Linked DNA regions of Homo sapiens: regions 1, 2 and 3 are each linked to region 4. Evidence: chromatin contacts called from ENCODE Hi-C or POLR2A ChIA-PET data. All regions are on one chromosome and are shown on one strand. The core of a region is the stretch at or near the end of the contact, and the rest is flanking DNA. Distances in the headings are between cores, read along the strand shown. Region 1 holds the start of NUDT13 (nudix hydrolase 13). Region 2 holds the start of POFUT4 (protein O-fucosyltransferase 4). Region 3 holds the start of CAMK2G (calcium/calmodulin dependent protein kinase II gamma). Region 4 holds the start of ANXA7 (annexin A7).

Region 1 (3,239 bases), core at 284-2,783, 300 kb after region 4:
AAATATTGAAAAAGGTGCCTGTAATTTTTATTTTGTTCATTTTTCTGTACTGAAAAAAAAATTAGCCATGTGTACTTATTCCTTTTAAGACAAAAGAAAAGCCTAATAAAATAGTAGTTCCTGAGACTAACTGGTTAATGAGGCTACCTCCATGCCACTGTTCCCCAAAACACCTCACCATATTCCATGAGCCAAAGGGAATTCATTTGGTGAGTTTCTTGGACCTTGGGAACTGCTGCCTGATGTTTTGCCTAGTTTCTGCTACTAAATTAACCTTAGCCAGTTGTAGATTATCATGGCTGCTGACTCATGAGCTGATGGTCACAGAGCTATTTATGTTTTTAAAAGTACAATGTTTGATAGAGATGAAAGGTAATAGCAGTCTTACCCAACTACTAAATGATGAGGCAAGGTGCTTTAACATTAAGAGTTTCTTTGAACTCCCCAACACAAATGATTCACACGTTTCTTATCCTGTTCATCTTTCCAGAAGAAAGATTATAAAGTACTACAGCGTGACAAAAAAGCCCATCTTGTAGTGAGCCGAGATCGCGCCACTGCACTCCAGCCTGGGCGACAGAGCGAGACTCCGTCTCAAAACAAAAAAACAAAACAAAACAAGACAAAACAAAAAAAGCCCATCTTGAATCTAGTGGTTACTTCCACCGTGAAGAGGCCAGGTTCCCTAGTATTTAAGAGACCTTTTTTTAGGCCGGGCGCGGTGGCTCACGTCTGTAATCCCAGCACTTTGGGAGGCCGAGGTGGGCGGATCACGAGGTCAGGAGATCGAGACCATCCTGGCTAACACGGTGAAACCCCGTCTCTGTTAAAAATACAAAAAAAAGTGGCTGGGCGTGGTGGCGGGCGCCTGTAGTCCCAGCTACTAGGGAGTATGAGGCAGGAGAATGGCATGAACCCAGGAGGCGGAGCTTGCAGTGAGTGGAGATCGTGTCACTGCACTCCAGCCTGGGCGACCAAGTGATACTTCGCCTGTGTTTAGAGTCCGTTTCTCCACGACTGTGGACCTCCATGGGACAGGGAAATATGGAAAACTGAGGAACCACGGGAATACAGCTTTGAAGGTCTCACTGACCTGCTTTATAGTTTGCTTTCTAAAAAATAATTTTCCCTCCTTTAAAAAAAAATAAAAATTAAGGCACAATGTGAGAGGTTGGCAAGTTCCATTTTTAAATGACTCTCCAAAAAAGTATCAGAAAATGATGAGCTGTGGTTACTGATGTAGCTCCACAGTTATGAGGCAAAACTATGGTTATATCCCTGGTTTCTGCAAAAAGGAAGAGATTAAGCTAAAATGTTAAAATGCTGTGACCACGACCTTTTTTCAAGTTCTGATCATGCCTCCCTGTGAAGTCCTTCCTGCACTTAGAAGCTGAGCAGGTTTCTGTTTCACTGTACTCACTCTGAATTCTTTTCGGGGCACCTTCCTAGTCCTCAGGAATCAGCACAAAAGAGGAAACTCCAAATGTTCACGTTCAACGGCTTCCGTTCCCTGGAGGGACCATTGCTGCTTCTGCCACACTTCCCAGAATCCTCCTAGAGATGCACTCTGGGAATTGTAGTTCAGTTCCCAGGCATGCTGCTGTGTTCTCCAGCTGCAAGTTAACCATGATTGTCAAAAGCATGAACATCTAAGATCTTATTACCAAGAGAACTACTGTATCCTTGGAGAAAGTAGGTTAGTATTAGATCCATTTTTTAATTAAAAAAAGATAAAGTCATTAAGTCCACCCTCATACACAGAAGGCATATATTATGAGGCTGGGGAGAGGATGAAGCAGGGGTGGGAATCAAATACCTTTTAACCTTAGTATATCTCTAGTTCTCTCTCTGCACACTTTAGAACTAGCTCTAAAATTTCATGAAGTTCTTCCAATTTAAAAGGATGGGACTCTGTATAGGTATGTATAGATATGTTTGAACTTATGGTAGGATTCATTTCTTGATCAGAGGAAGCGCATTCCATTTGACTGGAAGTAGTCTCCTAGAAGTGTGTCCGGAGTTGGTTCCTTCCAGTGGGTTCTTGGTCTTGCTGACTTCAAGAATGAAGCCGTGGAGCTTTCGGTGAGTGTTATAGCTCTTAAAGGTGGCACGAACCCAAAGAGTGAGCAGCAGCAAGATTTATTGTGAAGAGCGAGAGAACAAAGCTTCCACAGCGTGGAAGGGGACCCGAGTAGGTTGCCGCTGCTGTTGGGGGTGCCAGCTTTTATTCCCTTATTTGTCCCTGCCCACATCCTGCTGAATGGTCCATTTTACAGAGCACTGATTGGTCCATTTTATGGAGTGCTGATTGGTCCATTTGACAGAGTGCTGATTTGTGCATTTACAATCCTTTAGCTAGACACAGAGTGCTGATTGGTGCGTTTTTACAGAGTGCTGATTGGTGCGTTTACAATCCTTTAGCTAGACACAGTGCTGATTGGTGCATTTACAATCCTTTAGCTAGACACAGAGTGCTGATTGGTGTGTTTACAATCCTTTAGCTAGACACAGAGCACTGATTGGTGCATTTTTACAGAGTGCTGATTGGTGTGTTTACAATCCTTTAGCTGGAAACAGAGTGCTGATTGGTGCGTTTACAATCCTTTACCTAGACACAGAGCGCTGATTGGTGCATTTTTACAGAGTGCTGATTGGTGTGTTTACAATCCTTTAGCTGGACACAGAGTGCTGATTGGTGCATTTTTACAGTGTGCTGATTGGTGCATTTACAATTCTCTAACTAGACAGAAAAGTTCACCAAGTCCCCACTCCACCCAGGAAGTCCAGCTGGCTTCACCTCTCAGCAGAGCTACTTTGGTGCTGCTCTCTTCTCGTTTTACTACTGAAGTTACTTGCCTATGAGAGAAGACACTTTTTTTTTTTTTGAGATGGAGTTGCTCTGTCGCTCAGGTTGGAGAGCAGTGGTACGTACAATCTTGGCTTACTGAAACCTCCTCCTCCGGAGTCAAGTGATTCTCCTGCTTCAGCCTCCCGAGCAGCTGGGATAACAGGTGCACACCACCATGCCTGGCTAATTTTTGTATTTTTAGTAAAGCCAGGGTTTCGCCATGTTGACCAGGCTGTCTTAAACTTCTGACCTCAAGTGATCCACTCGCCTCAGCCTTCCAAAGTGCTGGGATTACAGGCGTGAGCCACCGCACCCAGCCAAGAGAAGAAGTCCACTCATTCAACATGTATTTAATGAGTACCCAATGTGCCTAGGACTGTTATAGGGATAG
Region 2 (3,111 bases), core at 118-2,617, 360 kb before region 4:
GAAGCCGTTGAGGTAGTTAGGCAGCAAAGGATCATTCACTCCCCACTCCCGATGCTTCAGACTATCCAGAAGAAATTGGTTGGTGATGCCCCCAGGTTGCTTGTATGCCAGGTATTTCATATACTCCTCATCATTCTTGTCCAGAAAGTCAATAAACTCTGCCAGCTTCTGAGGAGACTCAAAATCATCAATCAGGATGACGGAGTGATTGTTCGGCATCCAGTCCCTCACAGAGGGAGAACCGCGGTACACGGGCACAGCGCCCAGGTGCATGGGACGCCACAGTTTTTCTGTCATGTAGTCGTTACAGATGGCATTTTCCAGGGCCAAGTGGAACTTATAGCGGGACAAGAAAGCCAAGAGCTCTGGATCCTCGGTGGTGGCCGTGGCTGTGTCCTGTAGCCGCGCGGTAGGCAGCTCCCGATTCTGCAGGCATTTCCCGTAGGAGTCTACCTAGACCGGGTACAGTAAGGCTGTCATGAGGGTGCGGCCCTGGAGGCCTGGACACCTGGAGTCCTGGACACCTGGAGTCCTGGACACCTGGAGTCCTGGCCTCAACCCGCCCTCTCCTTTTCCTTCCCTCCGGCCCGCCCTCACTCACCGGGATGTGGCGCATGAGCTCGCGCACGTAGCGGTCCCGGTCCGCTGGCACGTCGCAGTGTGACTGCAGATAGAGCAGCGGCGCGTAGCCGCGGCGGCGCCACTCCGCGCGTTCCATGGGCGGAGGCACCGGGCGGCGCAGATAGGCGGTCCCGGGCAGCCACTGCAGCGACAGCGGGTAATCCGAGTGGCGACTGAAGGTGGAGGTAAGATTGAAGAGGCGGATGCCCGGGCCGTGGCTCAGCAAGAAGTTGTTGAGGGGCGACTCCTCGTGGAGGAGCGCCCAGCTCTGGTGCGCCAGGCGCGGCAGCGGGGCGGCCGACGCGCGGAAGTCTGTGCCGTAGAAGAGCAGCGCGCGCGTCCGCGAGTCCCTCAGCGCTCGGCGGTTCCGGGACGCCACGCACGCGCCGCGCGCACACTCGATGCGCTCCGAGTCTCCCGGGAAGTGGGGGAATAGCCCTGGGCTCCACCACAGCAGTACCGGCAAGTCCCCCGCCTCCTCCCTCCCTGGCCGCGGCGTCCCAGAGCTGCGCGTCACCCCCACTGCGCCCAGCGCCGAGGGCGGCCGGAAAACCGCGCCATCCCACGGTTCCGCCCACTCCGCCTCCCCGCCGGCCTCCCTCTCCGCTACGGACCCATGGCCGCTGGCTGCACAGACACTGAGCACCCCTAGAAGGACCAACACCACCCTAATGGGGCCGGCCGCCATGTCCACTCCGGCAGCCGGCGCCCCCTCGGCCAGCACCGACCCCGCCCAGCGGATAGTCGTGACCGGACGAGGCCCTACGCCACGGGGGCACGTGGCGCATGCGCAGCTCGCTCAGCCGACGGCCAGGACTAAAAGCAAAGTGAGCTTTCGGGAGTAAAGATGAGGCTAATGGTTACATCTTAATTTATTTTATTTCTTTACAAATTAAAGATGCATTGAAAAATAAACCAATGAAGAGAAATGAGAGGTCCAGAGCAGGGGCATCCCAGGTGGGGAGCAGGCAAGCCTGGCCACCATCAAGCCTAGCCCTTGTCCTGCCCCCAAGCCAGTTGGGGTTGGAAGATAACTGTCAGCCACTCAGTCAATACCAAAGCCCAAGCGGTGTCCCAGCAGGAGAGAACGGCGCTCCAGCTGCCTCTGCCTCTCTCCCCAACAACCCCGGGCCTGGAGAAGCAGTGTTTCTCGTGGGAGCTCAGAGTGGGATGTGAACTGGCTCTGTGAGGTATTGCAAGTTGATGACCAGGCTCCCTAGGCTCCCTACAGAACCATCCAGTGTTGGGGCCTCTCCAGCTGGAAAGGAAGCTGGTACCTCTACCAGATCTTAATATATTTTGCAACTCAGTTCTCCGGTCACCTCTGACAGTGTGCCTCTCTATCCACGGAGTGATCATCAATCATTGCAGGAGAGAGCGAGCGAGCAGTGAAAGCAGAGAAACTTGACTGCTAACCTCCAGGCCCAAGAAGGACTGACCACTTTTCTCTCCACCACCTATGGGCTATACCCCAGCTCTTGTGCACCTATATGTTTTATCCCTAATATAGGAAGTTGTGGATGACACTGAGCCCCCTGTAGTAACCTTAGGATCCCCACTCTTTCCTGCCTGCCCCTCTCCTCTTGGGAGACTGGTCCAAAGGGACACATAATATTGCCAGGGTCTGGGTGCCTCCAAACCCCCAATACCGAATCATATACAGTGAACTGAGAAGCTACATTCATTATGACAGGATTAGCAGGAAAAAGAGGGTAGAATGAGGGAACAGGGGCACCTTCCATCAGCAGGACATGACAGAGTGGCAGGATACTTGAGCCCAGAAAGAAGGTGTCTCCTTATATCTCCCCCTCCCCCCAGAGAGACTGAGGTCAGCTTACATAAGATATGTTACTGTCCCAATTTCTCTGACATCCTGGGGTGCTTTCTGGAAGCTAGCCTGGGCCCTATGCCATTTACCCACTTGCTTTAGCTCAGTAGCTGCCGAATCTCCTTGTGCATATGACAGAGAAAGTCCACATAAGATGCTCCCCCACTCAGACTCTTGTCTTCCACCAGGAAGTGCTTGAACAGCATCTCCATCTTGTCTTCCTGTTTCACCACGGTAAGCTACGGCCAGAATTCAGGGTTCATAAGGCAAGGCCAAAGGAAATTAAACATGCCCAGAAATCTCATTAGGCAGTCACTTACTCATTCCCCACCCAACCCCCACTTCTAGGTGAGGACTTGACAAGGTAAGAAATCCAGGGTTCAGATCAGTGTTACCTTCATGTACCGGGATCTCTGTGCCCGTAAGCTATCAATGAGGCCTCGAACCTTCTTGGACAGTGGATTATCCAGAACTGGCAGAACACTCTAGAACACAAAATTCATTTATCCTTATGGTAAGGCACTCTGAGTTCAGTCAAGGTGGGGCAGCATACATGTATGCATCATCTGAAACAGGCAAACCTGGGAAGAATGACAGCAACTGCCCTTGTCCCCAAGTGTTCCCTGATATTTGAGGGTACTAGCACACTAACTATATTGGCT
Region 3 (3,258 bases), core at 504-3,003, 460 kb before region 4:
AGCCTCTGGCTGAGCTCCACCCTGCCCAGTTGGGGCTGGCCTCAGCCTCAGGGGACAGCTGCCCAGGCAGGTCAGGAACCTGCCCAGCCTGTTTGTCCCCCATCAAGACAGTTATGTGCCTCTGTCCCACCAACTTGTGATGGTGGGGACAGGAGAAGGGATGGTATCTCCCTCTGCCATCCCACAAATATTTACTGAGGGTCAGGGGCTGAGTGTACAATGGTGAACAAAAGGTGCAGAGGCCCCGCTTTATTGGAGCCTACAATTCAGCGGGAAGCTAGTTTTTGTATTTTTAGTAGAGACAGGATTTCACCATGTTGGCCAGGCTGGTCTCGAACTCCTGACCTCATGATCCACCCGCCTCAGCCTCCCAAAGTGCTGGGATTACAGGTATGAGCCACCACGCCCGGCCCAGCAAATGTAGTTCTAATTAGGCACCAAGTACTATTCTAAGTGCCTTAGACCATTTAATGCTGACAGGCCTATGAGGTAGGTAATATTATTGTTCCCAGCCGGGCGAGGTGGCTCATGAAGCCACCTCTGTACTACATACATACTTCATTACTTCATGTATGTACTACATACATACTTCATTACTACAACATAATGAAGCCCCGTCTGTACTAAAAATACAAAAAAATTAGCCGAGCGTGGTGGCGCGCGCCCATAATCCCAGCTACTCGGGAGGCTGAGGCAGGAGAATCGCTTGAACCCAGGAGGTGGAGGCTGCAGTGAGCCAAGATCGCACCACTGCACTCCAGCCCGGGCAACAGCGCAAGACTCCGTCTCAAAAAAAAGATTCAGTGACTTACCCCAGGTCACAGAGCTGATCAGTGAGTTGCCTAGAAATCCAATCCAGGCAGTTTGATGCAAGTTCACGCTTAGACAGCTATGAGATAGCTCTACTGCCCCTTATACCAGTCAATGCATCACTACAAAATGTGGTAGGTGCCAGAAAATAAAAGTACGAGGGTGCCTTGCAAGAAAATGGGGATTTCCCCTTTCTTCCACTTTCTCTTCTAGCCCCCACTGCACAAAGCCTTTTCAAGTCTTCCTACTTCACCCCTTTCATTTCTGGCCGGATAGAGAATACTCTTTCATCTCTGCAGTTATGGTGCAGGAAGGCAGAGTCCTACCTGTATCCTTGCCCCTGGCCTGGTCTCCCTGATCAACCCGCGCCTGAAGGGTTTCTTTCTAATAATGGCCCTGGTGCTTGCGCAAGTCTAGACTGTCAGCTCCCAGAGGGAAGGCGGCTGGCAGCTGGCTCTGCGCAGGCTGGGGGCGCCTCCCGGGCGTGCAGCCTGGCACAGGCTCCTTGACCTTGGCTCTCTCCCCACGTGCTAGGAGCCCGGTTGGGGGCTCGGGACCCGCGTGTAGGACCCGTCCAGAGAGGTCAGTGGTCCAGACTCCTACACTCCTAACACATGCACCCTCGCATGCACGTTCCCGAGCCCGCGCGGGGTCCGCCCCGGGACAAGCCCATAAGTCGCGAACCTTCCAGCTCCGTCTGCCCAGACAGGTGGCCCGGAGCGGGGACCCCCTCCCCTCGGCTGCCCCGCGCGCCTGGCCCAGCGAGGGCGGCTCCGGGGCGGGGCGGGGCCGGCGGCGGGAGGCCCCTCCCCGGGGGCGGGCCGGGGGCCGGGCGGGGGGGGGGACTGGCGGGGCCTGGGGGCGGGGCGGGGCGGGCGGCGCGGGGGTGTCCCTCCCTCCCTCGCTCTCCCCGGTAAAGTCTCGCGGTGCTGCCGGGCTCAGCCCCGTCTCCTCCTCTTGCTCCCTCGGCCGGGCGGCGGTGACTGTGCACCGACGTCGGCGCGGGCTGCACCGCCGCGTCCGCCCGCCCGCCAGCATGGCCACCACCGCCACCTGCACCCGTTTCACCGACGACTACCAGCTCTTCGAGGAGCTTGGCAAGTACGGCCCGCCCGCCGCGGTCCCCTGCCTGCCCTGCCGCCCGGGAGCTATGCGGCTTCTCGCCCCGCCCCCCGGCCCTGCACCGGCCGCTGCGGCTCCCCCTCGGCCGCCCCACCCCCGCCTTTCCCGCCCGCCGCCTTCGGTCCCCGCGCCCCCCGCGCACTGCCCCGCATCCCCCTCCGCGCCCTGCAGCAACTGGCGGGGCCGCTGCTCCCCACGCGCCGCCGCGGACACCGCAGACCCCGGACCGCTCCCGGGTGCCCTCCAGCCCCGCCCCTCCGCACCCTTCAGGCGCCCCCCTCCCGACCACCTCCCAACGCTGCCCGGTTGCTCACTCCGCACCCTGAACCCAGGTCCCACGCGCCTCGCACTCAGGACCCTCCCCAGCCCTGCAGCCCTAGCTCTGCTGCGGAGCCCGGGCGTGGGGGGGCTGTTTGGCGCCCGGCCCCGCCCCCCGCGGGTGCCGCTCCAGGCTCCCAGCCCCGCGGCTGGGCAGTGCTGCGGCACCCCCGTCCCCTCCCCCCACCCCTGCAGTGGTCCCGGGAGCCGCGCCGCAGCCTCAGCATCCCCCTCCCCTCCGCACTGAGCTGGCCGCTGCAGCAGCCCCGGCCCCCCACCCCCACCCGCGGCGCCGAGCCCGGCCACTGCAGCCCCCGCCCCGCCCGCCCCCCCAGACGTTTCCAGAGCTCAGAGTGCGAGCTCCCGTTTGACGGGGACGTCAAGGAAAATAGCATGGGAAGGGGAGTTCTTGATGTCTGACTGTGTCCTCTCTTCCCTTGCTGTCAGTTGAGCCGGGATGCAGTGAGATGAAACCGGCTGTGGGGGGGTTTGAGCCTCACTTTGCCCCATGGTTGAGGGAGATTTCTCTTTCAGGGGATGATACCCTCTTTTTAATCTTTCCTTCCCCGACCTTCAACTGTTCCTGCTGAGAGAAGGGCAGGGTCTCTCTGCTCCCTTCTGCCCTGGTTCTCTTGGCCGGGACCGCAGGGCTGTCTGAGATGCAGCAGGTGTGTGTTTTCAGCATCGCCCACCCGCTCCTGATGTGCAGCCTGAGGTGGAGGCTGTTGCCTTGCCCAGGGACTGGATGAGGGGGTGGGAGCGCGGCACGCCACCCACATCTGTTCAGTGTCCTGCGGTGGCCGCGTCCTTTTGCCTCATGTTGGATGGTGGTGGTCACAGCGCCGGTGTGTGTGCATGTACGTGAGTGTGACTAGAGGTCTGGTGGTGGGAGCATCATCGTCCCCAGACTTGAAGTGTGTCTGTGTCACTCTGCCCTGCTCCGTGTCCCAGTTCTTTTCCCCTTCTCCCTCCAGGGGTGCTTTCTCTGTGGTCCGCAGGTGTGTGAAG
Region 4 (3,427 bases), core at 899-3,398:
GCAGTGAGCCGAGATCGTGCCACTGCATTCCATCCAGCCTGGGCAACAGAGTGAGACTCTGTCTCAAAAAAAAAAAAAAAAAAAAAAAAAAAAAAAGCTGGGCGTGGTGGCGGATGCCTGTAATCCCAGCTACTTGGGAGGCTGAGGCAGGAGAATTCGTTGAACCTGGGAAGCAGAGGTTGCAATGAGCTGAGATTGTGCCATTGCACTCCAGCCTGGGCAACAGAATGAGACCCTGTCTCAAAACTACAAAAACAAACAAAAAAAAACCAGACTCTGATACAGTGGGATGTTCACATTAGAAGCATGATGGCTCTTATTTCACATGAACTCTGGAACATACCATGGCCTTCAGAGATGTTGACCAGGTATGGTGGCTCATGCCTGTAATACATCCAGCACTTTGGGAGGCTGAGGCAGGTGGATCGCTTGAGGCCAGGAGTTCGAGACCAGCCTGGCCAACATGGCGAAACCCCATCTGTACTAAAAATACAAAAAAATTAGCTGGGCGTGGTGACATGCCTCCCAGCTACACGGGAGGCTGAGGCATGAGAATCGCTTGAACCCCGGAGGCAGAGGTTGCAGTGAGCCTAGATCGCACCACAGCACTCCAGCCTGGGTGACAGAGCAAGACTCTGTCTCCAAAAAAATTAAAAAATTAAAATGGTCCAGTTGAGTACAAAAAAGAAGATCAGGAAGAGTTTATTGGAGCAAGACGGAGATGAGCAACCTTGAAAACAAGTCTAATTAAGATGAGTAATTGTTAAAAGATGAGCAGTGCTTTCTAAGCAGAGGTAGCAGGAGGAAAGGGTCTCCGATCCTGTAACGCCTTTTATGCCAGGAAGAAAGGATGAATTGAAAGGATGAAATGGCAAATGTCGTAGTAGACTATTGGACTATTCCTGCAGCTCAGGAAAGTGGGCTGGAAATAAGAGGTTTGGCAAATACCCTGTTATGGTGGTATTTAAGGCAGAGGGAGGGTTTGGAACGAGCTCACAAAGGGAACTCTAGAATGAACAGAGTAGGCTTCTCAGGGAAGGCTTAAATCCTGGAGGTCTCTGGGGTAGGTAGGACAGAAAGTCCTGTTATTTTCCAGGTAGACAGACTGTTGGGCGCCGGGGAATTAATGCTGGTCACCTAGAGAGTTGTGCATTTTGTCTACCATTGTTAAATGAGGCAATGACCTGCCTCAAATACTTTTCACTCCACACACCTATTTGGAAGCCACGTATATTTTGCTTGCTCTTCCCATTTAAAATCGTAATCCACTCTATTCCACCCCCATGAGGAAGCTTTTGGGTAGAAAAGTGTGTAGAGGAATAAGTAAGTTGATGTGCATCAGATGTGCAAACTTTAGTGTGCATCAGAACCACCTGGAAGGCTTGTTAAAACAGGTTGCTGGGCACCACCCGGGGAGTTTGATTCAGTAGGTCTAAGGTGGAGTTCAATAATCTGCGTTACTAACACGTTTCCAGGTGATGCTGCTGTTCGGGGGACCACACCCAGAAGCTACCTTTTACCACTCTAAAAGGTAGCTGATTGGTTTTCTCTGTAATATAAATTCCTTAACGAGTTTAAAATATTGATCTGAGCCCTCGTAATTGCCTCAAATGTTTAATGCTAATGTGTGTTCAATGCTGTAGCCACGAGGGGAGCCTAAAATCACCTAACAACTCCTTTCGGGAGTGATTTTGATTAGTTCATCTACAGTTCCAACTAAGATTTCCCACAAATATTACTTTCACAGGAGGCTAACAAAAAACGCCGTCTTTGTCCCCAGAAAATACCTGGAGGACGGTATTTCAGAGGCGGGGAGGCTGCACCAGCCTCCCAGTCTCAGCCCTTCTCTACCGCCCGCCACTGAAGGGGCCCCGGATACCCCCAGGACTGCTGCAACTTCCTAGGTGACTTGAGGCAGCCTTAAAAGGGATTGGTGCAGGGTCCTTGCGACAGATAAATGTGATTAAAAATCCGCTGGGCCACCCGAAGGGAGAGTCTTTTTCCCTCAGGTGGCGCCTAGGGGCGGGACTGAGGGACAGCCCGCTCCCCGCAGCGCCCTCTCCGGCTCCGGGGGTGTTCCCGGCTGCAGCCGCGATCCTAACGGGCTCGCGAGACGCCCCGCCCACCCTGGGCCCGCCCCCGGCTCCATCTTGCGGGAGACCGGGTTGGGCTGTGACGCTGCTGCTGGGGTCAGGTGAGGAGCGGCGCCCCCCTCCCTTTCCCACCTCGTCTGCCTCGGTGGTCTTGCCCTCGGCCAGCTCTGGGCGCTGCTGTCCCGGTGCTAGTGGGGCGCGGCTGGAGGGCAGTGTGGGCCTCCCGGATGGCGGCGACTCGGTTTGCGCGTCTCGTAGCCGGGCTGCCGGCCGGGGTGTGTTGGGGTGGCGTGGGTGAGGCGGCCGGCCTGGCTTACGGGAAGCCCTTCCGTCCGTTTGGAAATCCCAGGGACCAGTGGCGCCCCGCCCTCGGGCAGGTGGAGGGGCTGAGGCCGGAGCGTGGCCCAGCTGCCTCGCGGGAGGCTGAGTAGGGAAACGCACGGGCAGTGCTGAAAGCCGTCTGGCTGGTAGTGGCTGTACTTTCCGGTGACACAGCGAATTTAGGGAAACTTGGGGAAATTTTTACTGTGTTTAGTGAACCGTAGGACAGAATGCGCCAGGCCAAGGTCGTACACTGGTTCTCGTTTACAGTTCTTGGAAGCTATTCTAGAATAGCATTCCAGATTTGATTGCTGTTCCCCGACCAGCAGCAAATCTGTGTTGAAATTAGCTCATCCTGTGCAAACACTGCGCAAGGAAACCAAGGTGCAGAGGTAGATGGCTGATGTCCACCGTAAAGTGACAGACATGACGCTGTTGTCTTCCGACTGCCGTAAACGCCCTGATTTTTGCCAGCTGATGGCCAGCTAATCTGCTAAATGTGTCCGAATTAGATGATGAGTGTAATGAGTTACCTTCCAGGCAAGGAAAGAGTTTCAAGCACTGAATAGGTAAAAGAGATAATTTTGGCCACTGCAAACTTTCAGTCCTTTTCAGTGAGGACTGTCTTTCAGTCCTCACTGGTGGTTGGCTACCTACCTGTCCGTGCAGAGGACTAGCCATGCCTCCATGTTCTTTCTCCACATCACTGACGGATTTAAATGATCCTACCATACCTAGAAGCCGGTTTTGCAAAATTGTATTCGCTGTTGCGCGTATCTTCAGTCACCCTTCCTGTTTCGTGTATTTTTTCCCCCATAAATTTGCAACAGCTGCCTCTTGGGTTCCTGGGCTTCATGCCATCAATGAGAAACGGTGAGACCCAGCCCTTTTACTAACTGACTCACTGGGTGGAGGTGGTTTGGAAAACCAAAAATGATTTTCTAGTCTTTTAAAAGTGATTGCTAACAGAGAATGTTTAAAAAAAAAAAAAAAAAAGCCCGAGCGCGGTGGCT

The links. Hi-C counts contacts between places; a loop is a spot of excess contacts on that map. ChIA-PET counts read pairs that join two places held with the same protein, here RNA polymerase II (POLR2A). Pooled maps may share reads with other maps.
Region 1: a pooled map shows a loop between it and region 4 (3-fold over the local background). The contact joins the promoter of NUDT13 here to the promoter of ANXA7 in region 4. A Hi-C loop is called at or near these places in 3 of 50 pooled maps. POLR2A ChIA-PET finds 5 or more read pairs at or near these places in 6 of 52 experiments (AG04449, MCF 10A, WTC11 and 3 more).
Region 2: a map of naive thymus-derived CD4-positive, alpha-beta T cell shows a loop between it and region 4 (2.7-fold over the local background). The contact joins the promoter of POFUT4 here to the promoter of ANXA7 in region 4. A Hi-C loop is called at or near these places in 1 of 168 maps with a recorded cell type or tissue (naive thymus-derived CD4-positive, alpha-beta T cell), 3 of 37 single-sample maps with no recorded cell type and 12 of 50 pooled maps. POLR2A ChIA-PET finds 5 or more read pairs at or near these places in 2 of 52 experiments (PC-3 and activated naive CD4-positive, alpha-beta T cell).
Region 3: a loop to region 4 is called in a map of naive thymus-derived CD4-positive, alpha-beta T cell, with 4 times the contacts of the local background. The contact joins the promoter of CAMK2G here to the promoter of ANXA7 in region 4. A Hi-C loop is called at or near these places in 1 of 168 maps with a recorded cell type or tissue (naive thymus-derived CD4-positive, alpha-beta T cell), 1 of 37 single-sample maps with no recorded cell type and 7 of 50 pooled maps. POLR2A ChIA-PET finds 5 or more read pairs at or near these places in 1 of 52 experiments (naive thymus-derived CD8-positive, alpha-beta T cell).

What each region holds. Positions count from the first base shown.
Region 1 is chr10:73,108,749-73,111,987 of GRCh38, reverse strand. NUDT13 (nudix hydrolase 13) reads right to left here and starts at 1,533. Exons shown (of 9, transcript NM_015901.6): 1 at 1,421-1,533.
Region 2 is chr10:73,770,532-73,773,642 of GRCh38, reverse strand. It overlaps POFUT4 (protein O-fucosyltransferase 4), which reads right to left and starts at 1,367. Exons shown (of 3, transcript NM_173540.3): 1 at 602-1,367; 2 at 1-453. The coding sequence starts at 1,309. It overlaps SEC24C (SEC24 homolog C, COPII component), which reads right to left. Exons shown (of 23, transcript NM_198597.3): 22 at 2,845-2,934; 23 at 1,482-2,688. The coding sequence ends at 2,548. RefSeq lists enhancers at 56-105, 1-480, 766-875, 1,466-1,645 and a silencer at 1,086-1,135.
Region 3 is chr10:73,873,050-73,876,307 of GRCh38, reverse strand. It overlaps CAMK2G (calcium/calmodulin dependent protein kinase II gamma), which reads left to right and starts at 1,753. Exons shown (of 23, transcript NM_001367534.1): 1 at 1,753-1,911; 2 at 3,225-3,258. The coding sequence starts at 1,847. RefSeq lists an enhancer at 1,031-1,140 and silencers at 1,361-1,640, 1,651-1,810, 1,871-2,040, 2,301-2,360.
Region 4 is chr10:73,412,779-73,416,205 of GRCh38, reverse strand. ANXA7 (annexin A7) reads left to right here and starts at 2,148. Exons shown (of 13, transcript NM_001156.5): 1 at 2,148-2,194. RefSeq lists a silencer at 1,965-2,524 and enhancers at 2,925-3,004, 3,015-3,134.